Regions from separate parts of the Homo sapiens genome. Here region 2 is linked to region 1. A link is an interaction called in ENCODE POLR2A ChIA-PET data of the cell type or tissue named here. Cell type or tissue: OCI-LY7. All regions are shown on one strand.

Evidence for each region. Peaks named below come from ENCODE experiments on the same cell type or tissue, not always from the same donor. Only the 100,000 strongest peaks of a DNase experiment are listed, where the experiment ranks them.
Region 2: POLR2A ChIA-PET joins it to region 1 with 7 read pairs; 2 of 35 experiments call an interaction of 5 or more read pairs at or near these places.

The regions. Positions count from the first base shown.
Region 1 is chr1:228,031,917-228,039,916 of GRCh38, reverse strand. All of the region lies in intron 2 of WNT3A (Wnt family member 3A), which reads right to left. Among named protein-coding and RNA genes, the nearest start is that of WNT3A, 29 kb to the right of the region's middle. RefSeq lists an enhancer at 2,663-3,626. In OCI-LY7, no CTCF peak of the experiment used is centred here; no DNase peak of the experiment used is centred here.
Region 2 is chr1:228,460,107-228,468,106 of GRCh38, reverse strand. MIR4666A (microRNA 4666a) reads right to left here and starts at 6,033; the gene lies at 5,955-6,033. It also overlaps the pseudogene H2BC27P. In OCI-LY7, a CTCF peak has its summit at 4,162; DNase peaks (open chromatin) are centred at 2,166, 2,626, 3,366 and 4,296; H3K4me3 peaks cover 6,070 bases; H3K27ac peaks cover 5,845 bases.

The DNA.
Region 1 (8,000 bases):
CTTGAAGGAGGGAAAGTTCTGGGTCAGGGGGTGGGGATTGTTGTTAAATGCGACCATAGGACAATGAAATCCAGCTCCTCGGGGAGGCAGAGTGCTCAGTCTGAAGGGCTTCACCCAGGCTGGCCCCTCTGGGAAGCCCATCAGGGAATTAGGACTGGAGGCTTCCAACAATGGTCATGGCTGGGGGGCCAATGAATCACTGCAGGGCCGCCCTGGGGACCCAAGTTCAACTGGGGTGGGGGGCACCTATATCTTAAAGGGTCTCCAGTGATTCTGATGCATCAACTGAGATGAGATCTCCCAAGCTCAGATTCCATTCCGTGCTGACCCCTCCTCTGGGCTGTGACCAGAAAGAAGGCTATGGACAGCTTGGCCATGACTTTGTAAGGGCTCTATGGGACCCTGGACAAGACCCTGAACAGGAGCCTGCCAGGAGAAGGGGGTTGGGAGGGTGTCTCTGATATGCTGATGGCCATCCCCCCATGAGTAGACAGTGGTCATTGGGTCTCTGGCCTGGCCTCTTCCTGGAGGTGGGTACCTTGGTCACAGGCTCTGGGATTCAGGGCCCTGGCTGCTGGCAGCTGGTGGCTGGGCTGCTTAGTCTGGGAAGGGGGCTATGGTTCTGCCTCTGTGGCCCCATCCTGGGGCAGCTGACACCTCCTTTCCTAGGAGCTTGGGATGCCGCCTTTGCCCAGTCTGCTTCTTGATGTTGACCCATGCTCACCTGGCCATGCCTCCTGGGGCCCTCCAATGCTGTCCCCAGCCCCTGGAAACCTGTGGCTTCGTCTCTTTCCCCTGGCAATGCTGACTGTCTGGCTGGACACCCCCAGCTCTGGCAGGGATGCACTGGCCGAGGGCAGGACTCCATGGTGGCCAGTCCAGCCGGGTGCTGGGGGCCCAGACTCCCAACATTGCCCACTGCCCAGGAGAAAAACTCTGCTGAATCTCCACCGGGAAGTTCTCACCTCCACTGTGACAAAAAAATGCCCTCTGTCCCCCAAGTGCACCCTACTGCAGCCAGCTTCTCTCCCCAGGTCTGCAGGGCAAATGCCCCACCCCACAGGCCTTCCCCCTGCCTGATCTGCCAGCCCTTTCCATGCACCAGTGAGGAGCAGTCTCCCTGTACTCCAGGGACTGGCCTTCAGGCATCCTGGGGGATGGAGGGTCACAGCGAACACAGCCCCCCGTGCACGCTGCACCCTGTATGATTACCACACCCCCACCACATACCTGGGACCCATAGAGTTGTGGGGACAGTGGCCACCCCGAATGCATTGGGTCCCTCCCTCCTGGTGCTGCCCCCATCTCCTGCCTGCTCACGCCACAGCTGCTGGAAGGGGCTGGCTGAGTGAGGGGGGTGCCTTGGATCCCAGCTAGGACCACCTGACCAGACTGGCCAGGGGCCTGCAGGTCACTGTGGCCCCAAATGTCATGTCATCTGGGGACCATCGCCCCTGAAAAAGGACAAGCAAAGTCCTTCTCGTGCCCATCGGGAGGCCACAACAGGCTTCCAGAGCAGCCAACGCGTGGGCCCTTTTCCCCCACTGAGGCCTGAACACAGGGGAAGGAGAAGACCCTTTGCTGTGGGGCACACAGGGGGACTCAGCCCGCGCCCCGGTCCCCGCCGGAGCCCGCCGGAGCCGACGCCCGGGCGCCTCCCCTCGGGGGCTGCCCACCTTCCCTCATTCCTGCGGCCCCAGGAGGAGCCAGGCGGCCGGGAGGGGGTGTCGCGGTGGCATTTGGTAATCATGGCCTGCACAAAAGGCCCCGGAGCCACCTGAGAGCGGAATGCGGCCCGCGCCCCACCGCGGCCACGGCCCCTGACACCGCCGGGCGGCCCGCGCGGCCGGGCGCCGTGCTGACCCGCTGGGGCGCTTGAATCCGGCTTTGTGCGCCACTGTCACGCCGAGTTAGGCCCACAATGGCCGGCGATATTTTATATGAATTTCCCCCTAGTCGGTGATTAGGCGAGCGCAGGCCAGTCATAGCAACCTGGAAGTATGCGCCGCGCGCCAGGCCGTCCGGCGCGAGGGGAAATCCCCATTCAGACGCTTTAATTCAGCACCGCGAAGGGCGTGTGAACCGCCCGCGCATTTGCACTCTCCCCTTGTGCTTAATCTTGTCGCCGTCGCTGGGATATTGTGCTCCCAGCCGGACGCGGCGGGGAGTCGGCCGGGGTTCCCCTCCCACTGGGGAGAGTTAATGATATACCAGAGAGGCCGCTGGAGCCAGGGGAGCCCCCCACCCCAACGCATCTTAAACGGCAACACTTTCCGATGGGGGGGGTCAGGGGTCGCAACCTGGCTTTGGGGACGCTGGTTCCCTAAAGAGCTGCCCTGTGTGTCCCCATGTCCTAGCAGGCAGGCCCCACCCCTGTGCCGGCCCTCATAGGCAGGGGACACACAGGGAGGTGGCGGACCACCCCCGAGGGGCTCCTGGGGGCTCAGCGGGGAGGAGAGGAGGCTGGGCTGTCTCCTGCCTGGGGAAGACGTTGGAGAGATGAAGGGGGACTTGTGGGGCACCCAACAAGGCTTACTGACATGTGGTGCGCAGGACCCTTTCATTACTCTCCCCACCCTTTGGGGCTGGAGGGGTCCTGGGGCACCAACCAGGAATCTGGCCGTGTGCTTTGAGTGGGGATACCCTGGGGTTCACAGAATAGGGCAGGGGGTGGGGACTGGAAATGCTTGAAGAGGGGGTGGTGTGTGAAGGCTGAGTGGGAGGGCCACTGCTGCAGGCCCCACCCACACTGGGTACGAAGAAGCAAACCCCAGGGCTCTGGGAAGTGTCCACTGGGAGTTGTGGGAAGCACACTTACTTGGGAAGCACAAGAGATTGCATACCTCCCCATGCCACTCCACTCCCCCCGACCTATCTGGCAGGTGCCAGGGCCCGGGGGGACTCCTGGGCCCAGCCCATGTTAGAGGGCACCGAGCATGTGGGCACAGGTGGCATCCCTAGGCTCCAGGCCTCGCCCGCTCCTGGCCTCTGTCCCCTTCTCTAAGGAGCACATGCCCCACCTGGCCTAGAGCAGGCCAGGCTCTCTGCAGAGCCACGTGCTGCCTGAGATCCAGCTGCTGGGCCCTGGGCTGCTGCATCCACTGCAGCCGTCCCTGCCCTTTCTCTGTACCTGTGTCCTTGCCAGCTTTACCTTGCCAGGGGTCAAGAGTGAGGTGTCTCCAGCTCTGCAGGGAAGTGAGCCCTCCCAGTGCCTGGGTCCTGCGGCAGGGGACAGAGAAGCTGCACGGTGTGCCCAGTCTCCATGCACTTAAAATTCCTCAAATGCTTTCTACCCCAGGCAGGTTGAATGTCCTGCTCCTTTTGGACCCCAGAAGAGAGGGCTCTTCAGGGACCAGGCTCAGCTTCTGTGACAGAGCCCCATGTTCCAAGGACTGATGGTTTCTCCCAGCCTCAGTCTGGTGGCCCCAGTCCCCAGCCCCAGGCCAGGTGGACGGCAGATGGGGATGAAAGCAGGAGGTGTGAGGATATGAAGCTTCTTCCTTCATATGTTCACACTCATGCACACACACACACACACATGCACATGCATACACACAGGCATGCACATATATGGCTTATGTGCACATATAGGCACACACATGCACCCCTCACAATGCACACGCTAGGGTGTACACTCACATGTGCACACACACACAAGAGGCTGGGCCCCTCTCTTCACAGCTGACTGAGGGTTTTTAACTGTGTTCAACAAGGCCATCTTGGCAGGGGTGGTCAGGCACCCTGTGGCCACTGCCACAAAGCCTGGGGTGACCTTTGACATGATTAGGGTTGCCCTGACCCTAATCCAATCATATGATTATGGAGAGCGCAGCCAGGGCCTCCACAATGGCCTCCTGAGCAGGCCTCTCTCTGAGGCACCCGGCGGGCTCCTTCCTCCCAGGCCACCAGGACTCCAAGCATTTCTGAGTCCCCATGGCAGGCAGGAGGGAGGAGCCGGGACTTCCCCTTTCCTACTTAAACCTATTTAAGCCATGAGGAGGTAGGAGGGGTTCCAGACTGTGTTCCTCTATCAGAAAGGGGAGGAGAAGGGGGTAGTAGGATCAGAGAAGCGGAGAAGGAGAGGGTCCAGGGGAGGTAAGTGGGATGGGAGGGGAGGCTAGAAGCACAGCAGGAGCTCAGCCCTTTGCAGAGAGGCCGGCATAGCAGCAGGAAAACAACCGGAAATGGGGGCTCCCCGCCCCAACCCAACGCTGGCACCTTAGGGCAGGACCTGGGCATCTGTGAGGCCCACTTGCCCCTGGAGAGCCTGCGGCATTAATCCAAGAGCCCCATTGAGAAATTCTCAGTGACCGCTCAGATCCATCCCCGCCCTGCCCGGAGGGATGCACACATGGGGACCGGGTATCCTCTGGAGTCCTACCTTCTCTGCTTCCTCCCGGGCTGCACCTGCCCTCCCTGTGGGCTTGGGGTTCCTCCAGTGATTCCTAAACTGTATGCTCCAGCTAGGCTCTGTCACTGCTGGGCCTGCCTGAGGGCTCTGCTCACCCCCACGTCAGCCCCAACCTTGGCATGGGCTGTCCCCTCTGCCTGGGGACTTTGGAGCCAGGCTGCCAAGGTTCATGTCTCTGCTTTGTCACAGTGATTCTGCTTCCTCATTTGTAAAACAGGGTCACCGCACTGCTGGCCTCAACAGATGGGCATGAGGATTCAACTGGCCATGGTGTGTCGAACACTTAAATGGTGCCTAGAAAATACTGCATATGTGTGTGTTTTAAAGGAAGAAAATCCTTCAAGATTCAGCCCAGGGGCCACCTCCCCTGGGAAGCCCTCCTGGGATTCCCCGAGTCATGCACCATTGTCCTTAGGTCACTGGCTTAATACATCATTTCTAAGCATATGCTGTGTGGCAGAGTGCATCTCTGTGCTTTCCCAGGGGACCGACTGTGTACATTTGCGCCACATGTATACCTGTGTGGCATATGCTATAGGGATGCTGTCACACACCAGACCCATGGGAGACCCCCAAGGGTCCCAGCTCTTGTTCCAGGAGACTCCTGGATCTTCCTGGAGTGTGCCATACCCTAGGGAGTTTCTCCCAGAAAGCAAGAGTGGGAGCCATTGATAATGACTGGGACTTGTGAAAATCAGGCACCTTTAATTCCCTGTTTTCCACAAACTTTAAGGAGGACCTAACTGAGTCATGGGCTGATAGGATTTTTTCACATTTTGATGATAGGCCACCATGTGATTTTTGGCATATATAACTCTAAAAAAATTCAAAGAATTGAGAGATGCATGGTAACTAAGTGCTCCCATTTTTATCTATTTATTTATGTGAACAAAGTTTTTCTCACATCTAGAACTACTAAGTTTAAAAGCAAGAGGGGCCTACCTGCAGCTAACATCCTATCCAGTGGTGAAAGACTGAAAGCTGTTTGTCCACTCTCAACTCTGCTATTCATCATGGCACTGGAGGCTCTGGCCAGGGCAATTAAGGAAGAAAAATGAAAAAACTGCATCCAGATTGGAAGGAAGAAATAAAACTATCTTATACGTAGAAAGCCCTAATGAATCTGCAAATTAAAAAATACATTAGAACTGATCAACAACTCCAGCAAGGTTACAGAGTACAAGATCTATATTAAAAATCATTTGTGTGTGTATGTGTGTGTGCGTATGTGTGTGTGTTTTTTTGAGACAGAGTCTCACTCTGTTGCCCAGGCTGGAGTGTAGTGGTGTGATCTCAGCTCATTGCAACCTCCGCCTCCTGGGCTTAAGTGATTCTTGTTCCTCAGCTTCCTGAGTAGCTGGGACTACAGGCATGTGCCACCATGCCTGGCTAATTTTTGTATTTTTAGTAGAGACAGGGTTTTGTCATGTTGGCCAGGGTGTTCTTGAACCCCTGACCTCAAATGATCTCCCTGTCTTGGCCTCCCAAAGTGCTGGGATTACAGGCATAAGCCACTGCACCTGGCCTCATTTGTGTTTCTATACACTAGTGACAAATAATTAAAAAATGAGATTAATAAAACAATTTCATTCACAACAGCATCAAAAATAATAAAATACTTAAGGAATACATTTAACAAAATAAGTGCAAGATTTGTATGCTGAAAACTACAAAATGTCATGAAAGAAATTAAAGACCTAAATAGGAAGATATCCTATGTTCATGGACCAGAAGACATAATATTAGTAGAACAATATTTCCCAAACCGATCTACACATTCAACACAATTTCTAAAAATCTAAGCTTTTTTTGCAGAAATTGATGAGCTAATCCTAAAACTCACATGGAACTGTAATTGTCTCCAAATAGCCAAAATAACCTTGAAAAGAAAGACGAGCAGGAGGACTCACATGTTCTAATTTCAAAACACTACAAAACTACAATAATCAAAACAGTGTGGCACTGGCATAAAGACAGACATATGGAACAATGGAATAGAATAAAGAGCACAGAGATAAATTCATACATCTAGGGCTAACTGATTTGCAGTAAAGTTGCCAAGACTATTCAAAGGGGAAAGAACAGTCTGCAACAGATTGTGCTGGAATAACTGGATTTCCACATGCAAAAGAATGTGATTGGATCCCTGCCTCACATCGTCGATGAAAATTAAAGACCGAGATGTAAGCACTAAAACGCTAAAACTCTTATTTAAAAAAAACCTAATGAAGAGTAGATCTTTGTGAGCTTGGGTTAGGCAATTGTCTCTTAGATATGGCATCAAAAGCCAAGGAACCAAATAAAAAACTGATAACTTGGAATTCGTCAAAATTAAAATCTTGCATGTATCAAAGGACACCATCAAGCAAGTGAAAAGACAACCCACAGAATGGGGGAAAATATTTGCAAGTCATGTATTGGATAAGGGACTTGTAAGCAGACTATATAAAGCACTCTTACAACTCAACGACAAAAAGACAAATAACCCAATTAAAATGTGGGTGGAAGAATGGAATAACATTACTCCAAGGAAGAGAGGCAAATGGCCAATGAGCACATGAAAAGATGCTCAACATCCTTAGATATCAGGGAAATGCAAATGAAAACCTCAGTGAGACATTGCTTCACACCCACTAGGATGGCTAGAACAAAAACAACAAGCAGAAAATCACAAGTGCTCATGAAGATGTGCAGAAATCAGAATCCTCAGATCCTGCTGATGGGAATGTAAAATGGTGCAGACACTCTGGAATAGTTTGACAGTTCCTCAAAAAGTTAAGCATGGAGTTCCTCTGTGACCCAATTCTGCTCCTAGGTATATGCCAGAGAGAACTGAAAATACACATTCACACAAAAGGCATTATTTATAATAGTCAAGAAATTGAAAAAACCCAAATGCCTATCAGTGAGTGAATGGATAAACAAAATATGGTCTATCCATACAATGGAATATTACTCAGCCATAAAAGGGAAGGAAGTTCTGGTATATGACCAGGCTCCTAGACCATAGATTTGGGGACTCCAGAGCAGGACTCGTTCATAGGCCTTTCCTTGAAGCAGCTGGAGTTGCCATCAGGTTTAGGACCCAGTGCTATTCACCGACTTTGGGGCTTTGCATTCAGCTGGCTGGGCCCCCAGCCAATCTGCTGGCTGGGATTCCCATCTGTGCAGATCTGTGCCTTTCCATGGGCATCGTCCAATCCAGACAGTGATGCACAGGCTCCCCAAGGCTCAGCTTGGAGGACAGACCCAAGGGTTCCTGAATGGTGTGACTCATGAGGCTAGCTTCCTCCTGGCCTCCAGCTGGGCTCAGATGCCCAGGTTGGGAGTCAGTGAGCTGATGCCGTCCATGGGCAGGAGCCCTCCCCGCTTTGGCAAGTGAGATGTCCTCCCTGCTTCCACAAGTGAGAGACACCCTGACATTCTGGAGGGCAATGAAATATCCTAAAGATTCCCGAGGGTAGCAGGGCTTTAGGGAATGGCATGTTCCCCTCTGACCCCATGCAGCACAGCCTTCCTCCATCACCTGGTATGGCTCCAAGCAGGACAGGCTTCCTGCTTTCTTCCTAAAATCGCTGCTTCCTTCTCA
Region 2 (8,000 bases), 430 kb before region 1:
CCTCTGAAGCAAAAAACTTTCTCTGATCTCCTGCCTTCCTGTCTCAGTCCCATTCTCCCCCAGACTGGCCATAGAAACTAGAATACCTCTTCCCCAAGGCAGGTCATAAAAACCGCAACCCCTTTTCCCCACAGCCAGACACAAATCCTAAAAATATTACTCTAACTCCTGCCTTTCTGTGCAAATGCTGACCATAAATTCTCTGGGCCACCTTGTCTGGTTGTACGTCATAAGACTCCCATTCCACAGAGGGTCCTGTCTCATACCCAAGAGGAAGGAATGCCACGCAGAGAGGCCAAGAAGAATCTAGACAGACAGGGCTTGCTGGATGTCCCCACTCAGTGTATTAGCAGTAGATCATGCCCAATCCTATTTCTACATAGCAGTCCATATTTTGTTGAACCTAAGCATTAAAATAGACAGCTTCTTCTGTATTCATTCTGAAGGCTTTTTTGTCACACTAAACTATGATCAAATAAATGTGTATGCCTTTTCTCTTTTAATCTGTCTTTTGTCAGCTGATTTTTAGTGAATCTTCAGAGGGCAATAGGAAAGTTTTTCCTTGGGCCCTGCAGCAGAGAGAAAGAGAAAAGCAAGCTGTCTTGTGTCTCTTCTTATAAGGGCATGAATCCTACCATGCCACTCCACCCTCATGACATAATCATCCCCCAAAGGCCCCACCTTCTAACACCATCACCCTGGGGATGGGGGTTTTCAACCTAGAAATTTGGAGGGAACGCAGACATTGAGTCCCTAGCAATCACCACCCATGAGAACCAGGACTGATTTCCTGACACCACCAAGCAGCCACCATATGGTGGGCAGAGCAAATCCTAAATCTTAGTACCTGAAAGACATATTCTTACCCAAAGTCCTTAGAATGCCCACCTCCTGTCCCACTCCAAGTTTTGTTTCAAACCTTTCCACACCAGTAGGAAGCCAGGAAGCCTTAGTAAGAACCTGGTGGGAAGACCAGCATCTCACTGGGCTGGCAGGACCAAGGCAAGCAGTGCTATATATGTACATATATTAACGTTTGTTAAACCATGGTGAGGAAGGCTTCATTCAGGACGGTGGAGTAGGATTAGGACCATTGCAGTGGGATTCTGCAGCAGGGTAGAGAGATTGGGCTCAATTCTGAGTACCGCACTGACAAGTGGAAATTTATAGACAGGAGTAGGGTAGATTAGTGGATAGAACAGTATTAAGAGGAGACATCAGGGCCAAGTACGGTGGCTCATGCCTGTAATCCTAACACTTTGGGAGGCTGAGGAGGGTGGATCACTTGAGGTCAGCAGTTTGAGACCAGCCTGGCCAATATGGCAAAACCCTGTCTCCACTAAAAATACAAAACTTAGCCTAGCATGGTCAGGCATGCCTGTAATCCCAGCTACTCAGGAGGCTGAGGCAGGAAAATCATTTGAACCCGGGAGGTGGACGTTGCAGTGAACTGAGATTGTGCTACTGGGCAACAGAGCAAGATTCCATCTCAAAAAGAAGAAGAAGAAGAAGAAGAAGAAGAAGAAGAAGAAGAAGAAGAAGAAGAAGAAGAAGAAGAAGAAGAAGAAGAAGAAGAAGAAGACATCAGGTGTGAGGGGGATTCTGGGTAAACGAACCTCACATGGCTCTTGCTGGAGGCAGGCAGGGTGATCAGATATCACCTGGGGATGGAGGATGAGGAACCCCATCAGATAGCACAGAGGGCGATCAGATATTCAGAATCAGGGGTTCTAGTTAAACTGACTTAGCGGGGCTCTTCCTAAAACTGGATTTCACAAGAAAGTGCACAGATGGACCCAGGAGGAGGTTCTGGAGCCTGACCAGAGTTTGGCCAAGCAGAGAATCTTTGTCAAAGGGCTGTTTGAGAACTAAATTGAATCAAGTATTTATTAAGTGGTTACCTAGCCAGCTCTTAGTGAGCACTCTAGAAATGCTTGGTAAATCAACCACATATTTCAAAAGGAAGCAGATAAAGTGCTTAATGCTGGGTATGCCCAAAGCCATTCAGGGAACCCACAGTCTCAAGATGCCCAGAAGACCTCAGAGGACAGACTTGAATGTAGAGGGTACTGCCTCAGCTCACAGGCTTATTCACAAGCAGATACTGACTGGGCCCCTGCTGGTGCCACACTCTGTGCTCTGGAGCCTCAGACATGAAAGCCACATCCTTCCCTGTGAGTTAAGCTTAGTCAGCATGCTAGTGGGAGAGAAAGGTTTGTGCTACATATTTACGTGATGGATCTGCCCGGGGCATAGAGCAGGCTCTGCTGAGGTAGCCCAAGCTGCTTATGGCTGGATCAGTCCTAAGAAGGAAAGGCGCTAACAGGAATTAAGCACAAAATAGATGCTGGGCACCCTGCCCGCTGCTTCACACTCATTAATGCTCAGCAACGCTATCAGGCGGGCACTGGCAGCCTTATTTCACAGATGAGTATATGGAGGTGTGGAGAGGTAAATTATCTGCCCCAGCTAGGGCAGATAAATGACCTCCGGACTAGGGCTTCTCAAATCGTCAAGTGCACACAAGTCTATTTAAAATGCAAATTCTAACTCAATCAGATAGGAGTGGGCCTGAGATTCTGCTTTTTTAACCAGCTCTTCAGTTGAAGCTGAAATACACAACACCTTACGTTTCTTCATTGGGAATTAATAGAATGGCGGGGAGAGGGGCGCAGCTCGGAGACAGTGCCTTCTATAAGCCTGCGCTCTGACGGAGTTAGAGCAATCACAGTACCCACCTCTCGGGGATACCGGGAAACAAATGAGATCGCCCATAGCAATCCCTTTGCATTACGGCTGTCACTTCGAAGGGGTTTGGGGAGACCTTAAAAACAATAGGAAAGACTAAGTTTCATTTGAAACCCATTCAATTTCTCCAGTTAAAACTCTGCCTCATGACAATTCCAATTGAAGTACCTTAGCATGTTTTCTGTACTATTTTCTGTATTTCCTAACGAACCGTTTGGATTTACAATTGAATTCTGAGAAGAATGCATCTCTTTGATCTTTGGAGGAATGGAGGGAAGGGCAAGAAACGAAGGGTTAAGGTCGTTGCAAACTGCCATTCCCACCGCCACCTCCCCTTCTAAATAAGCACTAACTACCCCTCCCTAGCTGTGGGCCTCAGAAAAAAAAAATGCCCCCATGTATGTGCCTCACAGCCAGAGAAGACCTCAATTTGGGGTTGCAACCGTTTTTCAGTTTCTCTTTAGCTACCTCCAGATCCGCTGCAGACACAAAAATCTCCAGGTTTAAAACAAAGGCTTTGAACAAAGATGCGCAACCTCAGCTCCGGCGCGCGGCGGATATGCCTTGGGATTGGTTGGACCGCCGTCCAATAGGAAAGAAGAACCGGACTCTGCTATTTACAGAAATTCCTCCCAGTGGCGGCCGCGGAGTCAGGCCGTCCAATCAGACACTACAAATTTGGAGCCTTAATTTGAATATAAAGATGGCAAATAGCCCTGCCGGCCCCGCATCCGCGTTCGTCTAGGCGCTCTTGTCACCTCGCCATGCCGGAGCCATCGCGGGCGGCTCCGGCTTCTAAAAAGGGCTCCAAGAAGGCCATTACCAAGGCGCAGAAGAAGGACGGCAAGAAGCGCAAGCGCGGCCGCAAGGAGAGCTATTCTATCTACGTGTACAAGGTGCTGAAGCAGGTGCACCCCGACACCGGCATCTCGTCCAAGGCCATGGGCATCATGAACTCCTTCGTCAATGACATCTTCGAGCGCATCGCCAGCGAGGCCTCCCGCCTGGCGCACTACAAACAAGCGCTCCACCATCACGTCCCGCGAAGTGCAGACGGCCGTGCGCCTGCTGCTGCCCGGCGAGCTGGCCAAGCACGCCGTGTCCGAGGGCACTAAGGCTGTCACCAAGTACACCAGCTCCAAGTGAGGTGCGTCCCGGCGCCCCGAACCCAAAGGCTCTTTTCAGAGCCACCTCCAAGCTCCAAAAGGAGCGTGCCACCTGGTCTGGTTGTGACCTGTGATTCAATTGGAGTAATGAGGGAAAGTAGACTGAGCCGTGGGGGCGCAAGTCTTAGAGACAAAATTAGGCTTCTTGTTTGTAACGGCATATTTCCCTTAGAAAGGCTGCGTTCGTCTTGTGTTGGCCACAGGCAAAGTCAGAGAGGGGGCAGTACAGGCGATTGCGCCATGGATCCCATCCAAAGATCTGTGTGTGGCTTACGCCCTGCGCGCGAGGAGCGTGGGTCACCTCCGGGAAGATCTTGTGCCACGTCCCCGCCCCCAGTGCCTCCTGGCGGCTGAGACTGGAGGACGTGCTCACTGAGGTCCGGGGTTGGAGGTGAGGGGGTTATCGCGCCGTCTGGGCGGAGGCGCTTGGGTCCGTTCTTCTCCCGCCCCTTTCCTCCCTCCTTAGCCACAACTAGACACTGTGAGCTTCTAGCCAAAACCATTTCAGCAGCGTTGCGCCTAAGCAGCTCTTTATGCCACGCCTTCCTGCTTGAAACATCAAAACAGCAGGCTCACAGATCTCCTTATCACTCAGCTAAAATTTCCCCAATTAAGGGATTCTCGTATTTTACCCCCAAAATGTGTGTGTGTGTGTGTGTACGCATATTACACAGTGAAAGATTATTTTGAATAATGCAAATATAGTGCTTTTTAAAAAAAACTCCAGCAAATCATAGGAAAAATAAGTATGATCTCTGGATGACACATTAAAAACTAAGGCATGCAGGCCTGACTGGGGCCCAGGCTGTCCTCCCCCTAAAAATACCCCATACCGGTGACACCCCAACCACGAATACCTGAGAGCTACCCACCCTCTAAGCAAAAACGTTGCCTGGAATTAGAATTCGGTTTCCAGGCTCAGTTCCCACTGGTAGAAGATGCACTCTACCCAGGCTCAGTTCCCACTGCACACTCCCAACACAATGACAGCCACGCATTTATCAACATTTAACCTCTCTGGCCTCATAAAGTAAATCCATTTTCTTGGGTTAGTTTCTTCTTAAAGGGAGTTTTCTTTCCTCCAAATTCTTTTTGTAAATAGGCTTTATTTTTTAGAGCACTTTTTCAGAGCAATATGCTTTTTTATTAGTAGTACGTAATAGTTGTACATATTTGGGGGGTACAAATATTTTGATATACGCATAGGCTTAACAATCAAACCAGGGCAACTGGGACATCCGTCATCATATTCACACCCTCTTTAGGTCGAGATCATTCCAATTCCTCTCCTCCAGCAATACAACTAATTATTGTTAACTACAGTCACCCTACTTTTCTAACCAATACTAGATGTTACCATTTCTTCTAAGCATATTTTTGTACCCATTAATCAACTTCATCTCCTCCTTTCCCCACCACTCTTCCCAGCTTCTGGTAACCAGCAATCAACTTTCTACCTCCATGAGATGCATGTTCTTAGCTCCCACGTATGAGTGAGATCATGCAGTATTTGTCTTTCTGTGCCTGATTTGTTTTACTTAACATAATGTCCTCCAGTTCCATCCATGTTGCTGATGACGGGATTTCATTTTTTTTAATGGCCAAATAGTATTCGAATGTGTAAATGTACCACATATTCTTTATCCATATATCTACTGATGGGCACTAAGGTTGACTTTCTATCTTGGCTATTATAAATAGTGCTGCAATGAACATGAGACCGCAGACATCTCTTTGATATACTGATTTCCTTTCTTTTGGATATATACCCAGCAATGGGGTTGCTGGATCATATGGTAAGTCTGTTTTTAGTTTTTTAAAGAATGCCCATATTTGTCTCTATAGTGGCTGTACTGATTTACATTCTTACCAGCAGTGTACAAGCATCCCCTTTCCCTGCGTTCTCACCAACATTTGTTATTTTTTGTTTTTTAATCAAAGTTGGTTTAATTGGAGATGATTCCTTCCAAATTATTTTATTTACTGCATAATAATTAGCAAATCTGACTTGAAATTTCCATCTGAGATGGGTGAGGGGCAATCTCTTAAATACATGTCAGATTGTATGCCAGTCTGGAGGGATTTTGTAGGCATACAATCTGACATGTATTTAAGTGATTGTCACTCACCCATCTCAGATAGGTGAGATGAAGCTTAGTTTAAAAATTTGGCTTAGTTTAAGAATCTTGGCATGTCTCTCCAACCCAGAAAATGCTTCCATTTTGTTGAGTGAGTCCTAATTCCCTTAGTCTCTGTGGATTCTCACATATTTGATGTGCACTGCCTTCATTTATCATTAACATTTGTCTTTCTCTGTTGTAACACTATAATTAGAGAAATGGGTTCTGGACACGATTGCTCTGAATTTTCTCCATTATAAAATCTTAGTAGCAAGGATCCTGTTTTACCTTCTTTGCCTCTCCCTTAACAGATCCCTGTCCTAGGAGAGACGGACAAATCCCATTCATTCTGGGCCTGGGGGTGCTAATGTAGCAGGAAAAGACAGCCTGTTTCTACTTCAAGTTTGTGCCAGGGGAATCAGAAGGACTGAGACATGAATTGACTGACGTTTGACATTATCCATCACAAAATGCCTTCTTAGAGAATTACACTTGGAAAATGTCATGAAATGTTCATCTTGTGCCTTGATTTGATCTCTGGCACTAACCAGTGTTGTTGCCTTGTGCTAACACAATCATTCACTCTCTCTACTGGAGACTGGTTTCACTTTATTAAACCTATGTTTTAAGTTCATTAAGGTGGAGAACTATATGGGTCTGTGAGAGTAGTTTCACAGCTGCAAATGTTTAAGGTATTGACTTCCAATCCATGCTGGTAGGAGGCCGAGGGCTTGGATGTTCCAGTCATTGGGCACCTGTTTCATAGTGGAGAGGACTGGATTCAACAGCTTTTCATACAAATCCTATATTTCTTGACAGTACTAAGGGTGTTGACAAGTCCCACTTACTTTTGATGATGGATCACTGTTTAATATTTGGATTATAACTAGGGATGCAAAGAATTGAATAAAGTGCCTATGACAAAATTGTCATTCCTGTGTATTTTTTGTAAATTTTTTTTGGAGCATATATCAAAACAAAACAGAATGGAAATGACCCCGTGCACTGCTAGCATTGTAACCATATGGAAATGATCCCATGCTGTGCTAACACTGTAACAATATGAACACTGCATGTGTGCAGTCATTGAGGTGGAAAGGAGAGGAGAGAAGAGAGTGGGTGCACCATCCAGCTCATTAAGAGTCAGTTTCACTAAAAGTTTATCTGTTTGATAACATCAAATTATTTATGTTTTGAACAATTGTGTACTGTCGAGATGATTTTTCTTAACAGTGAGAGACTACCCAGAGGTATGCTTAAATTTCAATGTAGACTTTTTTGCAGAGAACAATAGACAAAACACTATTAAACATACAATAGATATATTATGGTAGGGTGAAATTGTAAGGCAAATGGAGAATGGAAATAGGCATTCAGGAGGAAAAAAATCATCTGAAACATCGCATTGACAAAGAAAAATTTGGTCATGTATTTTATGAATTGATTATACTATCATATTGATATTCCAAAAGGCACCTTGAGACTGATGTGAGAATTTTGATTTTTAAAAAGTTCCACGTTGGTATTTGTATCTTTGCAACTATTTTAATTGAAAATAAAAATATTTTAGATAGCTTTAAAACATGCGAGGTTCTCAAAGATTCTTGTAGAGGAATCACGCAGGAAAAAAAAGGTGGGGAATAGGGGACAAAGCCGTTTTGGTCGAGGATGTTCACGGTGACCTTTCTTTCCCCATCCCAGGCACGCGACGGGTTCCCTTTGGAGAAATGACTTGGGGGAAAAATATTTTTCATTGAATTTTATTTAAAAATTATTTCTCGGCCAGGAGAAGTGGCTCACGCCTGTAATCCCAGCACTTTGGGAGGCCGAGGAGGGTGGATCACGAGGTCAAGAGATCGAGACCATCCTGGCCAACATGGTGAAACCCCGTCTCTACTAAAAATTAAAAAAATTAGCTGGGCGTGGGTGGCGCACGCCTGTAGTCCCAGCTACTCGGGAGGCTGAG